Regions from separate parts of the Homo sapiens genome. Here regions 1 and 3 are each linked to region 2. The links are chromatin contacts, found by Hi-C or POLR2A ChIA-PET in ENCODE. All regions are on one chromosome and are shown on one strand. Each heading gives the region's core, a stretch centred on a gene start or an enhancer-like site at or near the end of the contact. The rest is flanking DNA. Distances are from core to core; before and after follow the strand shown.

Region 1 (2,700 bases), core at 139-2,638, 1.1 Mb after region 2:
ATCCTGCCTCCACAGTTAGGAGTCATGCTTCCTTGGAAAAATCTAACTTTCTAAACCTCAGTTGGCACATCTGTGAAATAATACCTACTTCACAGGGTTGTTGCTATGATTAAATATAAAGTGCTGGCTACAGGGCAGGCATTCACAAACTGGCAACTATTACTTAAACTAATAAGAGTTAAAATCGCAACCACCACCACTTGCCCCTAAGTGTTCTCTGCCTCTTGGTACCCAGACATGGGAAAGTCTCACCTATTATAGAACTGGGCTATCCTTCCCTTCCAAAGCCCACTTTTTTTTTCTTTACTATGCCATAAGGTGGCAAAGTCAGTAACCTCGTGTATCATTAGCTGGTTGACTGAATGACTGAAAATACAAGGACTTTGGAATAGTCTTTCTCCAAGTGCAGAGGCAAAAAATAAATAAGCAAACAAATAAATTTCATATACGTATGATCACTGTACTCTTCCAGTGAGGCAGGAGCCAGGGCCTATGCCAGGCGCTTTCATACCGAGTCACCTTTACAGCAAACCCCTCGGGCGCTGGGCACTTGCAGTACCCAGGTTTCCGCGTGGGCGCTGACAAATTGCAGACACTTCCTTTCCTCGCCAGCAGGGCTCTCTCGCGGTCACTTCACCCAGCCCCTTCCGAGCGAGAAGGCCTTGGGGGCCGGGACAACCCCTCCCCAGAACCACCCTGACTAGGCTCTTTGCAGCCAGCATCACTACCGAGCTAACCAATATGGACCAGCCTGCGCTGCACAGGGCGCTTAGGCGATCGTTGGAGGGTCATGAGGATCAGCCTGTCCGCCCACCGACGGCGGCGCAGTGGGATGGGGAACGGGGTGGGGGCCGAAAGACGGGAGGAAGGAGTCGCTGCAGTGTCTCCAGGCGATGGTTGCCAGCGTCTCACTGGGGAGGAAGTTCCTCCTGTCATCCAACCCGCAGTTCCCCTCTTGCAGAGCCCTGCCGAGCTCCCAGTCCAGCCTAGGCTGTCTAACGGATGGGCGCTCAGACGCCCCCGCGAGTTGAGGAGCATTTTTCCTAGGGCTTCCAAGTCGGGCGGGCGCCTTCCACCATCCACCACCCACGTCTCGGCAAGGACCCCTTTTCTTTCTGCTCCTAGGTCTTCCGCATCCACTTCCATCCCTCTCTCGCCCTCCAGGGCTTTCTCAGGCGCCTCTCGCAGCGGACCCCGCCAAGTGCCCCTCCCCCGGGCCCTCTAACTTACGGTGCAGCAGTCCATGCTGGTGTCGGGGGGTCCTCTGCGGGGACGAAGGCTGGCGCAGGGCGGGGGTGGGGTCTGTGTGGTGCCGGGTGGGGGCTCTGGGGCAGTCGGCCGCCAGCCGACCCGCGCCGAAACAGCAGCTCTGCTCTCGGGTCCGGTCTCCCGCGCTCGGCTCCGCTCGCGAATGTAACCTGAGCCCCGCGGCCGGGAAGCCAATCAGGAGCAGCCTCCGGCAGGGTGGGCGGGGAGAAGTGGAGGGAGGGCCACGCCCTCTCGCGGCTCTCTGCGCCGCGCTCCCGCTCCTGCCCCAGCCCCTCCGCCTACACGCTTGTATCCAAGCCTCCTACACACTCCATCCTCCCGGGCGCAATCCCCTGGCTTGCTAGGCGGCAGACTGCCAGGCAGATGTACGCCGGAGTAGGCAGAAGGAGGCCCCCGACACCCCGAGCACAAACACCCACATCTGGGCACAGCACCTACTCCCGCTCAGAGAAAACCACGCACCCCTCACCCATCCCTCCATACTTCCACAACCTAGCAGGAGTCCCAAATATGGCTCCCTTTCACTTCACTCCCCCTCAGTCCGCAAAGAAAGGCTCCCTAACGGGCGGTAAAAAGGTCTCATCATCACTCCTGCTACAGACGGAGAAACCTGTTGGTACAACCTGGCGATGGGCATGCGTCCACACAAAAGCTCACAAGCCCCACATGTCCACATATGATTTTCCCAGGCCTTCTTCCAGCATACAGACACTGCAGATACAACCTGCAAAAATAACTACGCAGCCCTTCAGTTGCAGGTAAATGCGGACACCCTGTTGCGGGCGCCCGCGCGCTCACGCACGCACACGGACAGTCACCCAACTCAAGCTGTCGGCATGACGTATCTATTATCGATCTGTCTACATGAGCTGCAACAAACAACATCATATATGCACAACACCTATTTTGTATGTATTTATATATGGGCACAGACTTGGAAGAAGTATCCTCCTCCCTTTCATACCAGACTCTGCCTAACCTTTTGATCTGCTGCCTCAGAATAAGACAAAAGCTGGCCATCCTCGCCCTTGCTCCTGAGAAGAAGAAAAATACCCTAAACCCAAGTGTAGAGAATTCGAAGTAATTGGCTCTTGGGTCCATGATGAGGCAGGATGTGGGCTTCGTGAGAGGCTGGGAAGGGGAGCTATGGAAAGAGCATCTGGGAGGGACAGACTGCCACTGTTGTGGTCGTCAGCCTCCCCCAACTCGGCAGGGTACAAAAGCTGGCAGTGTGGCTTGTTATGTGGGTAGGGTAGGCCTTCTCTGAGAAAACTAGAAAGTCTTCTCAGCTAAGGTCCCAGAGAAGGGAAGGAGGAAAGGATGGCTCCTGCTGGGAGCAAAGGTGGGAAATGCCCTGTGGCTCTGGTTGGGACAGCAGATCCTGAGACAGCTCTGCTGTGCATCCCCAGTCCCTGGCCATGACCAGGGACC
Region 2 (2,785 bases), core at 17-2,516:
TAAATGTTGCTCGGATTGCTAAAAACATGTACATACTATGTTTGCATTCTTGTCCGATTTATGTCCTTGGAATAAACTCCTGGAATTGGATTATGACTTAGAAGTTATGGTACTACTTGAATTCTGATTTATGTTTTTCTTTTCTCTTTTTTTTTTTTTTTTTTGAGACAAGAGTCTTGCTCGGTCGCCCAGGCTGGAGTGCAGTGGCGCGATCTCGGCTCACTGCAACCTCTCCCTCCCGGGTTCAAGAGATTCTCCTGTCTCGGCCTCCCGAGGAGCTGGGACTACAGGCGCCCGCCACCAAGCCCGGCCAATTTTTGTATTTTTAGTAGAGACGGGGTTTCACCGTATTGGTCGGGCTGGTCTCGAACTCCTGACCTCACGTGATCCGCCCACCTCGGCCTCCCAAAGTGCTGGGGTAACAGGCGTGAGCCACCGCGCCCGGCCTGAATTCTGATTTATAATGCCAAACTGCCCTCTAGAAAAACAGATTATCCCCAGCACACAGGCCATAAAGGTGCTTGCTTTCATTTCTTCACTCTCTCAGCAGCATGGGGTACTGAAAAATCTTACCAATCTAAAAAGATATCTTAATGTTTTTCTTTGCCTGCTTAGTGAGATTGTATACTGTTTAGAATAAAAAAGATTTATTTCCATTTCGGGGTGGACAAACACCTTGGACGGTTCCATGCTGCAGTCCACAAAAGGTGCAGCTAGAAGGCGACAAGACACGCTCCGCCTTTCAACGGCAAAGCTCGCAGTCGCCCCGCCTGGCCGTGGGCGTGGCTTGGACCCAGGTCGCTAGCGGCCTTCGGGACTCCCCTCCAGCCCTGGGGCCGTCCCCGGCCTCCGCCTGGTCCCAGGGGCGCGGCCCAGGAGCTCAGAAAGGCCACCGGGGCAAAGACCGCGGCGGCGGCCAGCGCACACCGTGACCTCCAGGGGCTGCGGCCCGCCGCGCACATCGCCTGTAGCTCACGCTGCCCCGGCCGCCTCCCTCAGGAACGCAGACGTTGGGGACGGCTCGCCAGGCAGGACCTGGAATCCACGGAGGGAAGCTGCCACTCTGCACCGTCCCGACGGTGGGAAAAGGAGCGAGGGCTCCCGCCGCAGTGGGCCGGCAGCCACCAGGTCCCCGCGTCCCTCCGCTTCCGGCCTTCGCCCGGCTTACCCGCGTCGCGGAAGTCCGCTCTCTGCACCGCGTCCTGCCAGTCGCCAGCAGAGCACCGCAGATTCTGTTAGCTTTCGCGTAACTTGCGCAGGCGCACTGCCGGCCCACGCGCCGAGCCTGCGGTTAACCGCCGACCGCTGAGGTTTAAATCCGGAGAGCGAACCGGCACCCTTGGCCCGGTCCGCCCTCCCTCTTATTGGTCCTGAGGGTAAACGTCCTCCAAGTCTGTATCCTGATTGGCGCACATTTTGTCTGGGCCTTCTCCGCCGGCGGGAGCATGCCCGGGATTTCCAATGTGGCCTTAAAAATATCCGAGCCCGCCTAGCTGAGGCGCGCAGGCAGCAGCCGTTGCTGCGACGCCTCTGGTGTACTAAATCTGGAGGGGAGGTTGGGCCCTCGAAGAGAAGGAGAAGACCCTCAAACCTTGGCTAACGGCGACATAGCTGGCTTTTTGGAGAGGCCGCCTAACGGTCTGCCACTTCATTGGAATCAGCCTCCGCCCTTCTCAACTGGCTGCTGCGGGGCCAGTGGTGCCGGGAGACGAGGGCGGGCGCTCAGGGACGGTTCGAACAGTCTGGGGTGAGTCCGCCTGTGCGCTCTAGACGTTTCCTTGGGGCCTGAGAGAGCGGCTGTATGAAACCCTGGCGCACTGAGCTCTTCCTTTCCTCTGCATGGTGTGCAGGGCCCTGGCGTGACCCGTGGCTGCGTCTCCACAGCTCCTCCCACGTTACTCTAACTGTGCTCCAGCCACCGACTGCCTTGCTCCGACATGCACTTGTTTTCTTTTGGAATGTGCCTGTCTCCTTCACATGGTGTTACTCTCAACTTTTTTTTTTTTTTTTTTTTGAGACGGAGTTTCCCTCTTGTTGCCCAGTTGCCCAGGCTGGAGAGTAGTGGCGCGATCTCAGCTCTCTGTAACCTCTGCCTCCCAGGTTCAAGCGATTCTCCTGCCTCAGCCTCCCGAGCAGCTGGGATTACGGGCGAGCACCACCATGCCCGGCTAATTTTGTATTTTTAGTAGAGATGGGGTTTCACCATGTTAGTCAGGTGATTCTACCCCCTCGGCCTCCCAAAGCTCTGGGATTACAGTTGTGAGCCTCTGTGCCCAGCCACTAATTTTTTTTTTAAACCCGATGTTTTAACTCTTTTTGCATCTGTACCTGTAAAAAAAAAAAAAAAAAAAAAAAAAAAAATCTAGTGCTTGGGGATTGCTGAGGATGAGATCTGTAAAAGCAAGAGGAGAGGCCCTCAGGGTTCAATATCCTAGTCAATACCAAGCAAACCTATCTCAACTGGTCTTGAGTCCTGAGCATTGCATTTTCCACCTTAAACAAATAGGTGCTAGTTGTCAAGTTCATCTTACACCATTTCTTAAATCCAGGATTCAGTGGGAGGGGAGAAATGTTTAATCCTTTTCCTCCAAACACTTCGTATTATCTCTTACTCTCCCTCTTTGCCTCAGGGCCTTTGTGCTACCTCTAAGGCACTTTGAATTTGTGGGAGGAAGAAAATGGAAAGAACAAAGGAGGGAAGATGACAGAAGTAGGTTGTGGAGATTTGAGTGACTGCCCCTACATCTGCAATATCATAACACTCCTTTAGTGCAGCGGTCCCAAC
Region 3 (2,758 bases), core at 53-2,552, 1.1 Mb after region 2:
GCTAATGAGGGACAAAAGACTACACATTGGATACAGTGTACATTGCTCGGACGCACCAAAATCTCAGAAATCACCACTAAAAACCTTATTCATGTAACCAAACGCCACCTGTTACCCCCAAAAATCGATTGAAATAAAACAATAATTTAAAAAAGCACATACCCCCCAAAACATAGTTGACCTCAGCTTAAAAAAAACTAACATACATTTGTTATTTTAAAAAATATTGCATAGTTTATTTGCATTCATTGGTCAGCATCCTCAGTTATGTCTGCTTTGAAAGAAAAATCCGCTGAGGTTTTAAGTTAATGATCCAAGATATCCAATTAAGATTTTCAGCTTTGAAAAATATGGAAATACGGTACAGCTGTGTACTGGATGTGCTGTGCTACTGTTAAGTTCCAGCACTTTAAGGAACGTTTCAGGAGTGACTAATACACTAATTCATTACCAGAGGTCACAGAGCTGTCATAATTGACAGTGTTCTTTGAGTACGAAAAACCGGAAAACGATGCAACTTCCAAAGCACGGAGGATGGAGACTGGTATTGGAAAGTAACTTTTCTGCTGGGCTCAGGAGTTTTTATATGCTCAAGCTATAGACAACTGTACCAACGCAATAGACTAATGTAATCTAACTATTCTACAAACGGCCACACCTACCCAGACTAACTGGAAAACAATAGTTTATAACTGGAATTAAATAGTTGCTGTTCTTTAATTAATGAGATCGGTGTTCTTGAAAAGCTACAGCGTACGAACTCTACCCTGGTCCATATCTGCTTTTTAAAGCCTTCCCCAGAACCGCTCTCACTTCAGCCTTGGTGCCTTCCCGGATATACCCTCCAGAGGCTTCCCCGGTCCCCATCCTGGACGTCAGCCTCTGCACCTAGAGGCCGGCTTAGAGGGAAGACGGGCAGAGGCGGGGGAGACAGGAGAGAGAGAAACGGTCTATTCCTCCTTAACTCCGGGCCCCCTCGAGGGCCTCACCCCTCCTCCCGGGGGCTGAGATTGGAGAGGAAGTGGGAAGGCTCCAATCTGTTCCTCACTCCAGCGCCCTCATGCCCCCACCCTTCTCTTCAGCTCGGGGCTTCGGCGCGCCTCGTCCCCGCCCTTCGCCCCGGGAGAGGAGCGGGCGGCGTGGGAGGGCTCGCGGAGAAAGGCCCAGGGGAGTGGACGACCTCCGCCCGGCAGCCACATCCTCAGCAGCAGAGACCCGGAGCCATCCGCCCGCGGGCGAGCCAGGCCCGAGGGCAGCCCCGGAGACCGCGGTGGCCGGATGCGCGGGCGCGTCACTTCCGGGCGGTGCAGCGGCGGCCGCTTGGAAGATGGCTGCGCCCTGTGGCTCGGAGCTGCCCGCCAACTCGCCGCTAAAAATTCCGAAGATGGAGGTGCTTTCCCCGGCTTCTCCTGGTGGCCTGAGCGACGGAAATCCATCGCTGTCCGACCCTTCCACGCCTCGGGGTGCCTCCCCGCTCGGGCCGGGCAGTGCGGCGGGCTCGGGGGCAGCGGCGTCCGGGGGTCTCGGGCTGGGGCTGGGGGGCCGCAGCGCCGCCTCGTCCTCGGTCTCCTTCTCCCCTGGTGGCGGCGGTGGCGGGGCTGCGGCAGCCGCCGCCGCCGCCTGCCGGGGCATGTCGTGGACGCCAGCCGAGACGAACGCGCTCATCGCAGTGTGGGGCAACGAGCGGCTGGTGGAGGCGCGGTACCAGCAGCTGGAGGGAGCCGGCACGGTGTTCGGCAGCAAGGCCCCCGGGCCAGCCATGTACGAGCGCGTGTCCCGGGCCCTGGCCGAGCTGGGCTACGAGCGGACCCCGTCCCAGTGCCGGGAGCGCATCAAGGTAACCGGCCGCCCGGCCTGGGGCAGCGAACCAGAGGCAGAGAGAAGGCGGGGAAGCGGGCCTCGGGGGCGGGGGCCGGTCTGAGGGCAGGGCTCTCCTCCGGGGCCCGGTGGGCGATTCGCATCTCCTCCGCCTTTTTCTTCTCTCCCTGGGAAGGGGGCTTTTTCCCAGATGGCCGCCAGCCCGTAGGTTTCCTGAGTTTGAAGTTGGGCGTGCCTGCCGCCGCCCCTCTTTCTTGCCAATTGAGATGTTCCTGCGCTCTGAAGTTGGTAGTTTCTCATTGTGCGCCGTGCGGCAGTCCCCGTGCCGCTGGCGCCTCTTGCCCCCACCGCCGGGGCCCCTCGCTTTGTTCCAGGCGGAGGGGCTCCCAGGCAGAGGCTTACCGGCCGGGGCAGGATTGAGGAAGGGCAGAAGGGGGGGGCATTGAGCCCCTAGTTTAGGAATAGTTAATAAGTGGCCGTAGCGGAGCCATAGAAAAAGCGCCTTGGGACGACTGGCCTTTGTGTCAGTCGCTTTGCTTCTATCTTGAGCTACGAAGGACGAGTAAGACTAGAGATGCTTTGGAGAATTGGAAAGGCTTGATTGTAGCCAGATTGTGTATTGTTACCGCGGAGTTAGTGTACACCATAAAAGTTAGCTTGGCCAAGAGTTGGTCTGGAATTTGGATTGTCGATGCCTCCAGAGTTAGATTGGCTTGAGGCCCTGCGGTTTCTTAGGAAGCTCCTTCAGGAAAGCCAGTTTTTCCCTGCTTCAGTTTCTGTGCCGGATGTGGTGACAAGTAGAACTCTCAGTGTGCATCTGGCCGTCCTTGTGTACCTGCATGTTTAAATGCAGAGGCTTAATTTGGGCTAGAAATCTTAGCCAGGTTAAGATTTTGCTACTAGAACTGACTCTAGGCTTTCATATTTGTATTATTGGCAG

What was found. A loop is a pair of places that touch in the nucleus more often than their neighbours do. ChIA-PET counts read pairs that join two places held with the same protein, here RNA polymerase II (POLR2A). Pooled maps may share reads with other maps.
Region 1: a loop to region 2 is called in a pooled map, with 6 times the contacts of the local background. The contact joins the promoter of NRGN here to the promoter of HYLS1 in region 2. A Hi-C loop is called at or near these places in 2 of 168 maps with a recorded cell type or tissue (CD4-positive, alpha-beta memory T cell and naive thymus-derived CD4-positive, alpha-beta T cell) and 12 of 50 pooled maps. POLR2A ChIA-PET finds 5 or more read pairs at or near these places in 1 of 52 experiments (HEK293).
Region 3: a loop to region 2 is called in a map of B cell, with 32 times the contacts of the local background. The contact joins the promoter of MSANTD2 here to the promoter of HYLS1 in region 2. A Hi-C loop is called at or near these places in 2 of 168 maps with a recorded cell type or tissue (B cell and naive thymus-derived CD4-positive, alpha-beta T cell), 1 of 37 single-sample maps with no recorded cell type and 11 of 50 pooled maps. POLR2A ChIA-PET finds 5 or more read pairs at or near these places in 2 of 52 experiments (MCF 10A and activated naive CD8-positive, alpha-beta T cell).

The regions. Positions count from the first base shown.
Region 1 is chr11:124,738,630-124,741,329 of GRCh38, reverse strand. NRGN (neurogranin) reads right to left here and starts at 1,388. Exons shown (of 4, transcript NM_006176.3): 1 at 1,231-1,388. The coding sequence starts at 1,245. RefSeq lists silencers at 1,250-1,569, 1,630-1,689.
Region 2 is chr11:125,886,149-125,888,933 of GRCh38, reverse strand. It overlaps HYLS1 (HYLS1 centriolar and ciliogenesis associated), which reads right to left and starts at 1,266. Exons shown (of 3, transcript NM_001134793.2): 1 at 1,169-1,266. RefSeq lists silencers at 689-1,078, 1,179-1,228, 1,319-1,368 and an enhancer at 1,509-1,558.
Region 3 is chr11:124,798,950-124,801,707 of GRCh38, reverse strand. It overlaps MSANTD2 (Myb/SANT DNA binding domain containing 2), which reads left to right and starts at 1,302. Exons shown (of 4, transcript NM_001308027.2): 1 at 1,302-1,837. The coding sequence starts at 1,328. MSANTD2-AS1 (MSANTD2 antisense RNA 1) reads right to left here and starts at 1,280. Exons shown (of 5, transcript NR_103862.1): 1 at 452-1,280. RefSeq lists silencers at 950-1,619, 1,660-1,899, 2,300-2,379, 2,610-2,659 and an enhancer at 1,116-1,723.